Regions from separate parts of the Homo sapiens genome. Here region 2 is linked to region 1. A link is an interaction called in ENCODE POLR2A ChIA-PET data of the cell type or tissue named here. Cell type or tissue: OCI-LY7. All regions are shown on one strand. Links, peaks and the distances in the headings refer to the core of each region. The heading gives the core; the rest is flanking DNA.

What was found. Peaks named below come from ENCODE experiments on the same cell type or tissue, not always from the same donor. Only the 100,000 strongest peaks of a DNase experiment are listed, where the experiment ranks them.
Region 2: POLR2A ChIA-PET joins it to region 1 with 10 read pairs; 6 of 35 experiments call an interaction of 5 or more read pairs at or near these places.

Annotation. Positions count from the first base shown.
Region 1 is chr3:184,147,194-184,151,533 of GRCh38, reverse strand. It overlaps the pseudogene RPS3P3. Among named protein-coding and RNA genes, the nearest start is that of DVL3, 6.0 kb to the left of the region's middle. In OCI-LY7, for the core only: no CTCF peak of the experiment used is centred there; no DNase peak of the experiment used is centred there.
Region 2 is chr3:184,337,300-184,341,666 of GRCh38, reverse strand. FAM131A (family with sequence similarity 131 member A) reads right to left here and starts at 4,067. Exons shown (of 6, transcript NM_144635.5): 1 at 3,949-4,067; 2 at 3,138-3,280. The coding sequence starts at 4,036. RefSeq lists enhancers at 743-822, 2,914-3,525. In OCI-LY7, for the core only: no CTCF peak of the experiment used is centred there; no DNase peak of the experiment used is centred there.

The sequences.
Region 1 (4,340 bases), core at 341-4,340:
TGGGACTTCTCTGCATCCTCAAAATTCCCTTTACCTGTCTCTGTGTTGAATCTGTTTCCTGGATACTTTACTCCTTTGTTTTATTTACCTGTTTATTGAGACAAGGCCTTGCTCTGTTGCTCAGGTTGGAGTATAGTGAGGTAATCATGGCTCACTGCAGCCTCAAACTCCTTGGCTCAAGCGATCCTATCGAAGTGCTGGGATTATAGGTGTGAACCACCGTACCCAGCCAACAATAAATTCTTGAATTAAGACCAGGTCCATGCCTGTAATCCCAACGCCACTGCACTCCAGCCTGGGTGACAGCGACACTCCTTCTCAAAAAAACAAACAAACAAAAAAGTAGCCGTGTGTGGTGGTAAGCACCTGTAATCCCAGCTACTCAGGAGACTGAGGCACGAGAATCGCGTGAACCCGGGAGGTGGAGATTGCAGTGAGCTGAGACCACATCACTGCACTCCAGCCTGGGCAACAGAACAAAACTCAGTCTAAAAGAAAAAAAAAAACGGAAAAATGGTAATTAAAATGTTCTTTTTTTTTGAGACAGAGTCTCACTCTGTCACTCAGGCTGGAGTGCAGTGGTGTGGTCTCAGCTCACTGCAATCTCCACCTCCTGGGTTCAAGTGATTCTCGTGCCTCAGCCTCCTGAGTAGCTGGGATTACAGGTGCACACCACCACATGCGGCTAACTTTTTTTTTCTTTTTTTTTTTTTTTGAGAAGGAGTCTCACCCTATCATCCAGGCTGGAGTGCAGTGGAGCTATCTCGGCTCACTGCAACCTCTGCCTCCTGGGCTCAGGCGATTCTCCTGCCTCAGCCTCCTGAGTAGCTGGGATTACAGGCATGCACCACCATGCCCAGCTAATATTTTGTATTTTTAGTAGAGACAGGGTTCCACCATGTTGGCCAGGATTGTCTCAAACTCCTGACCTCAGGTGATCTGCCCGCCTCAGCCTCCCAAAGTGCTGGGATTACAGGTGTGAGCCACCATGCCCAGCCCTAATTTTGTATATATTTTTTTGTCTTTGTATGAGATTTTATTAAAGGTCTTTACAGAGCAACATCCAGACTCCAGAATACAGCTGCTAAGGAGACCCTGTTATGCTGTAGGGACTGGCTGGGGCATGGCAGATGGCTCTGGCTTCCCACCCTTCTGTTCTGAGATGGGGGTGGTGGGCAGTATCTCATCTTTGGGTTCCACGATGCTCACGTGGTCAGGCAGGGGCTTCTTAGGGCCAGTCTTACCAGTTGGGTCCCAGGGCAGCATGATCTTCACCTTGATGCCCAGCACACCCTGTCTGAGCAACACGTGGCACACAGCAGTGCCAACGTAGTAGTTAATAGGGTCTCCACTGTGGATCGTCAGGCCATCCACAAACTTCATGGATTTAGCCCTCTGTCCTCGGAGTTTCCCAGACGCCATGACCTTGCAGCCTTTGGCCCCACTCTCCATGATGAACCGCAGCACACCATAGCAGGCCCTCCACACAGCAAGCCCTCCTAGGAGTTTGTAACGCAGAGACTCTGCCTGGGCAATGGCACACAGACCTCTAGTGGCAACCTTTTCAGCATAAAGCTCTACACTGCCCTCTGGAAAGCCAAACCTCTTCTGAACTATAGCAGTCAGTTCCCGAATCCGTCAGCCCTTCTCACCAGGAATATTCTGTGTTCTGGTGGCTAAGATAATGATTTCTGTCCTGGTTGGTGTAACTTGCATCTCAACTCCAGAGTAGCCATCTTCAGCCAGCTCCTGAGTAAGAAACTCATTCAGTTCAGCTTTGAAGATGTCATCAGTGACAAACATCCTCTTCTTGGAAATTTGCACAGCCATCTTGCCGCCACGCTCCACTGAAAGGAAAGGCCTAATTTTGTATTTTTAATAGACACAGGGTTTCACCACATTGGCCAGTCTGGTATCAAACTCCTGGGCTTAAGTTATCCTCTGCCAACCTTGGCCTCCCAAAGTGCTGGGATTACAGGTGTGAGTCACATCACACCCAGCCTTTTTTTTTTTTTTTTGGAGGCAAGGTCTTGCTCTGTCTTCCTGGCTGGAGTGCAGTGGTGTGATCATAGCTCACTGCAGCCTCGAACTGGGCACAAGTGATCCTCCCACCTCAGTCTCCCGAGTAGCTGGGACTACAGGCACACACCACCACCCTTGGCTGATAATTTAAAATTTTTTGTCGAGATGGGATCTTGCTATGTTGCCCAGCTGGTCCCAAATTCCTGGCATCAAGCAATCCATCTGCCTTGGCCTCCCAAAGGGCTGGGATTACAGGCATGAGCCACCACGTCCAGCCGATTTTTCCTATTCTGTTTCCGCAGCCCAGTAGATGATTTTGGGCCTTATGGATTGATCCTTTACTACTTTTTTTTTTTTTTTGGATAGATAATATATTCATGATTCAAGATTCAAGAAGTATGTAAGAATGGAAATACAGTGAAACGTTACCCTGCTATTTGGTCCTCGAATCCTCCAATTCTCAAGAGAAGGAATTAGTTTACTTATTTTTAATTTCTAAGAACTCTTTCTTCTCCAATTCTTCCTTTTTAAAGTACTTCATAGACACAATATCTTTTCTTTGAGTTTTGAGAATAGTTATTGTAGCTTTTTCCCCATGAAGTTTTCAGAAAGCTCCCTACTTTGTTATTGTTTCCTTGGTTTCAATTTTCTATTTGTTTGTTTTGGTCTTTCATATTGGAAGGTTACTCAGATGTTTAATGGTCCTTTGCTGTCTATTCATATTTAACAGTGAGATACCAAAAAGTGGATTGGAAGCTCAGTCTATTTACAAGCTTTATTATTAATGAATAGGCTTCACTGTAGGGTGATCATGTGGGGGGAAAGCTGACATTTTGTTGTTGAAGAAACCAAAAATGTCAGTGTCAGTATGCATAGGCATTTTTTTCCCTGCAGTTGTTTCTTTTCATACTGGAGGTTCTGTCAGTGTGTGCTGATGTTGAGTCTCACCGCTCATATATTTTCACTTAATTCTTCATTTTCAATCTAATACCTCACCTCTATCCCCACTATGCCTGCTGCTGAATGCAGAGGCTCTGATAGTTTAAGTTCCCCTGGACATTCTGAAATTTCATGGGCTTTTTCATTCATTATGCTGGGCACTCATGGACAGTTGGTCTGGAAACTTGTGACCTTTGGGCTTAGGAAACCTTAAGTCTATCTTTGCTAACTTCCTCCCTACCATTTCTCCAGAGACGGAATCTCCCATTTTATGCAAGGGAGTAGGGGTAATCACTTGGCTGGATCAGATGAGGTTGGGACTTGGTGGGGCTTTTTCTTATACAGATCATCGTGTAATCTCCTTCCACCCCACCCCTAGTTCTCAGCGTCAGTCCATACCCTCCTCTGAGGTGCTGAACCTTTTATGGGTTCAGAAGGGCACATTGGCTTACTTCTTGCCATTAACTCCCTCAGCAGGTAGAACCCAACTCATTCTACTCTGTTAAGTGACTGTTGACTGTTCTGTTTTTCATCTTCCAAAATGTTGGCATCTCTCATTCATTGTCACCTCCTATTTTCCTTATCACTGGGTCATGTGGCTTTATTATTATATTTTTTGAGAGTTTCGCTCTTGTCACCCAGGTTGGAGTGCAATGGCATGATCTCGGCTCACTGCAACCTCCGCCTCCTGGGTTCAAGCAATTCTCCTTCCTCAGCCTCCTGAGTAGCTGGGATTACAGGTGCCCCCCACCATGCCCGGCTAAACTTTTGTGTTTTTTGGTTTTTTTTTTGAGATGAAGTCTCGCTCTTGTCCCCCAGGCTGGAGTGCAATGGCGCGATCTCGGCTCACTGCAACCTCCACCTCCCAGATTCAAGCGATTCTCCTTCCTCAGCCTCCTGAGTAGCTGGGATTACAGGCACCTGCCACCAGGCCCAGCTAATTTTTCTATTTTTAGTAGAGATGGGGGTTTCATCATGTTGGCCAGGCTGGTCTCGAACTCCTGACCTCAGGGGATCCACCCACCTTGACCTCCCAAAGTGCTGGGATTACAGGCATAAGCTACCACGCCTGGCTTTTTTGTATTTTTAATAGAGACGGGGGTCCACTATGTTGGCCAGGGTGGTCTTGAACTCCTGACCTCAGGTGATTCACCTGCCTCGGCCTCCCAAAGTGCTGGGATTACAGGTGTGAGCCACTGAGCCCAGCCAGCACGTGCCTTTTTAAAATAATTCCTTTACTGGTATTTCAATAGAATTTTTGGAGGGGGCATAAAGGCTCATGTGTTTAATTTTCCGTATTTAACTGGAAAGTTTTTGTTTTGCTTTTAATGCATGCTTCCAGCCTCTTCTATTTTTTAGGCCACTCCAGCATCAAATTT
Region 2 (4,367 bases), core at 368-4,367, 190 kb before region 1:
ACATGCCCATACCCAGCAAAGGCATGAGGAGGAGACAGGAGCTAGGAAGGAACACCACATATGTCCCAGTGGCTACAGGGAAATGTAAGATGATAAGAAGCTAGGACAGGTGAATTATGTCCTCCCAGAAAGCAATGGAGATTCAGACAGGCCCCGAGAAGCAAAACTTCAGCTAATCCTCCACTTTCCCAGCACCCAGAGGAGATGGAGGCAGGGCAGGAAATGAAGAACCACGAGTGAGACCTCTGAGGAGAGGGAAGAGGAGGAAGGAAGAAGAGTGTGGCATCCAGGACTTCTTTAAGATTCCCTTCCCCTCTGCCCCTTGCTCCTCCTCTTGGTCTTCCCATCCACATTCCGGCAGACTCGGCAAGATGGAAACCAAACCCCCACACCTTCTCCCCACGTCTGGCCCTGCTTCCTGACCTCTTTCCTTTGCATCACCCACCACTGTCCCATCTAGCCTGGCTCCAAACCTCAGCATTACCATCAATTCTCCCCTGGCTTTGCTTGCCCATATCTGTTGATAAGACCTAATGATTCCACCTGCAAAGTCCCTGCTCCTACCCTGTCCTTTCTACTGCTACTGCCATTGCCCTTTCTCAAGCCCTCAATGCCTCCTGCCCAGGTCGGCAGAAGTGGTGTTCCCCCAGCCTCCTCCAATCCCATGCTATTTTCTCAGGCCAAAGTGTAGTGAGTGTAGTGCTCCCCATCTCTTCTGGACTATTCTGATGGCTGGCTAGCTCTTTCTCATTCTTCCAGTTTGGGCTGAAATACCACCTCGTCAGAGGAGCTTTCCTGGCCCCCCTCTTGGTAGTCTGTCCTCCCTCTGTAGTCTCTTAACAAATCACTCTCCATCAACGTACCCCATTTGTGGCCCTTAGTCATAGTGAGTAATAATGGTCTCTTTTGCATTTCCTGTTTCTTGTTGGTCTCCCTCACTGGTCTTTGGCTCTTGGGGAATTCAGTCTGTTTTGGTCACTGTAGTGCCCAATGTTTAGCACAGCACCTAATACAGAATAATTTCTTAAAAATGCATAGGCTGGCCAGGCGTCAGTGGCTCATGCCTGTAATCCCAGCACTTTGGGAGGCCGAGGTGAGCGGATCATGAGGTCACGAGTTCAAGACCAGCCTGGCCAACATGGTGAAACCCCGTCTCTACTAAAAATACAAAAATTAGCTGGGCATGGTGGCACGTTCCTGTAATCCCAGCTACTCAGGAGGCTGAGGCAAGAAAATTGCTTGAACCAGGACCCGGGAGGCGGAGGTTGCGGTGAGCCGAGATCGCACCACTGCACTCCAGCTTAGGCTACGGTGCAAGACTCCATCTCAAAAAAAAAAAAAAAAAAAAAAAATGCATAGGCTGGGCCAGGCGTGGTGGCTCACGCCTGTAATTCCAGCACTTTGGGAGGCCAAGGGGCCAAGGTGGGTAGATCATCTGAGGTCAGGAGTTTGAGACCAGCCAGGCCAACATGGTGAAACCCCATCTCCACTAAAAATAATTTAAAAAATGGGCAGGGCATGGTGGCGGGTGCCTGTTATCCCAGCTACTCAGGAGGCTGAGGCAGGAGAATTGCTTGAACCCAGGAGGCGGAGATTGCAGTGAGCCAAGATTGTGCCACTGCACTCCAGCCTGGGCGACAGAAAAAGACTCTGTCTCAAAAACAAGCAAACAAAAATGCAAAGGCTGGATGAATGAGGTAAGATATAATGTAAACAGTTTTCCTGGAGTGCAGCTGGTCACAACACATCTCTAAAATCTTGTCTAGCCTACGCTACTGTCCAGTGAGGTTAGTGCAGGCATCATACCCAGGCCCTGAAGGATCCCACTCTGTGACACCCTTGCCTCCTTCCAAGCCTCCTTTGAATCCACTGCTGATCTCCTCTGCCCAATAAAACCCCCCTTCTCAGGCCGGGCGCAGTGGCTCACGCCTGTAATCCCAGCATTTTGGGAGGCCGAAGCAGGCGGATCACCTGAGGTCGGGAGTTGGAGACCAGCCTGGCCAACATGGTGAAACCCCGCCTCTACTAAAAATACAAAATCAGCCGGGCGTGGCAGCGCATGCCTGTAATCCCAGCTACTCTGGAGGCTGAGGCAGGATAATCGCTTGAACCCCAGAGGCAGAGGCTGCGGTGAGCCGAGATCGCACCATTGCATTCCAGCCTGGGCAACAAGAGCGAAACTCCGTCTCAAATAAATAAATACATAAAAATAAATAACAAAAAACAAAAACCCTTCTCCACCAATCCCTGTCAGCAAGCAGCCCGCCTGCCTCCAGGAAAAGGAACTCAGCTTTCCTCTGGGCCAAGAATGCCATCCTTACGTGAAAAAATGCTTGCCATCACTTAAGGCCCATCTCAAGTGTCACCTGCAAATAATGCTTTCAGCCGACAGCCTCTTCTTTTCTCTGACACACCCCGCCCCCATCATTGCCCTTGTCTGTCTCCCGAGGGAGCTCAGGATGGCAAGGCCTAAGTCTGATGCACGTAAGTTCCTAACTCCACCCTGTACCTGGCTCAGGGCTCCCTGACAAGCCCCAGCAAATGTTTCCCTCACTTAATGAAGTTGGAGGCACACATCCCTCCCCGGCATTGCCCAGCTCTCTTCTATCACGTTCCCGTCCCTCACAAGGGCAGCCAACACTGCCCCTTGACCTGAGGCCCACCCTCGATCCCTCCCCTTGGGTACCTGGCTGACAGGGCCCCCAGGGTGGCGCCAGTAGCCTCCAGCCAGGCCTAGGCGGGGGAGCACCTGCTGGGTGTTTCTTAGCTTGCTCTCCCTCCCTCGCTTCGCTCCCCTCAGCCGCCGCCATCCGTGCCCGGCGCTCCGCGCAGCTGCGGCCCAGGCCCAGAGAAAAGGTGTATGTCTCCCTGGCAACCCATCACCACGCAACAGGGTCTCCCGGGATACGGCCCGGGATGCGCTGACGTCAGCGCGGAAGGCGCGAGCTCTCCGCCTGCTGGCACAGCGCCGAGCAGAGCAGACCGGCACGGGGGCGGCCTCCCGGCCCGCCGCCGGATAGCGCCTCCGCCCGCCGGAAAAGGGAGCCAGAAGCTGGCTGGCCAGGCGTGGGTGGGGGCTGCAGATCCCCTTTATATGGATGACGTCCTCCTTCCCCCCACCACCAGGGGCCCAGCACCTCTGGCAAGTCCTGACTGTCCACCGAGGAAGGGCGGGAGGACCTGCTCCAGCCTCGGAGGGTTCGAGCAGATCCCAAAGAGGATAGAGAGAGACCCCGAGGAAGTTCGATCCACTCCACAGCCCAAGCGGGGTCCGAGGACACTGAGAGGAAGGGGAAAGGCTGTTGAGCTGTGCCCCTACTTCTGCAGAGATCCCCATTTTCATCCAGTATTGCCGTATCATTTCTCGGCCCCTCCCCCACCTTCCAGAAGACCAGCGCCCACTGAGTGCTCTCCTCAACTCTAAAAGCCCCCATCCCACACATCACTGACCCTCGGGCCCCTGGGGCCATTCTGTGGCAGCCCACTTGCCACCTTCCTGCTCTGGATAAATTTTGCCTCAAAACCCTAGGGTGAAACCAAACAATGATAAATTCTGACTCTCCTTCCCGTTTCCCAGCCTACCCATTCCTCTTGGAAAGCACACTGAGTTCTTCCGCCATCACTGTCCCCCCCACCACCGCCACCCTGGACCCTTTGCAGGAGGGTTGCCTTCCTTCTCTCTTCCTGCTGCCTTCTTTCCTCTCGCCAGCCTCAGCTGGTCCACAGCTCTTTACTCTTCTTTTCTGACGAACTCATGATATTTTTTCTGATTTTCACCCCTGTCCCCTGAAGCCGTTTCCTGATGCCCTGTCTGGCCCCAGCCTGGTTCTCCCTGTTTCAGCCTGGTTCTTAATATCTAAGCCAGAGTAATTTTCCTTTTCCACCTAAGCACCCTACTGCTCAGCTTCCCATCATCTCCCAGATCACATCCATGATCCCTGGTCTCACCTCTGCGACTTGTCTGACAAGTCCATCGTCCTCCAGGCCCTTCACGCTGCCACAGAAACATTTTGCCCAGCACAGAAATCATAGGCATGCTGGCTGTGTTGATGCAGAGAACCAAAAGCCCAGAACCGCTCCAGGCTCAGCTCCCAGTTCTATTCCTGTTTTGGCTCCGGATGCTGAGCCAGTCCCCTCCCCATTTGGAACCTGTGCCTAGTCACATAAGGAGAACATTCCTGCCTCATGGCTCTGAGGAGGTGGGAACACCAGGGCTCAGCCAAGCTCTCTGGGACTCGGGGAGCTGAGGCCCATTCCCTAGACAGTGCCAACAGGCAATGTACATCACAACTGACCTTTAGCTGGAGCAGCCGTCTCTATCCCTGAGCCTCGGCCAGCTGTTGGTCCCCAGAAATGCTACCAACCAG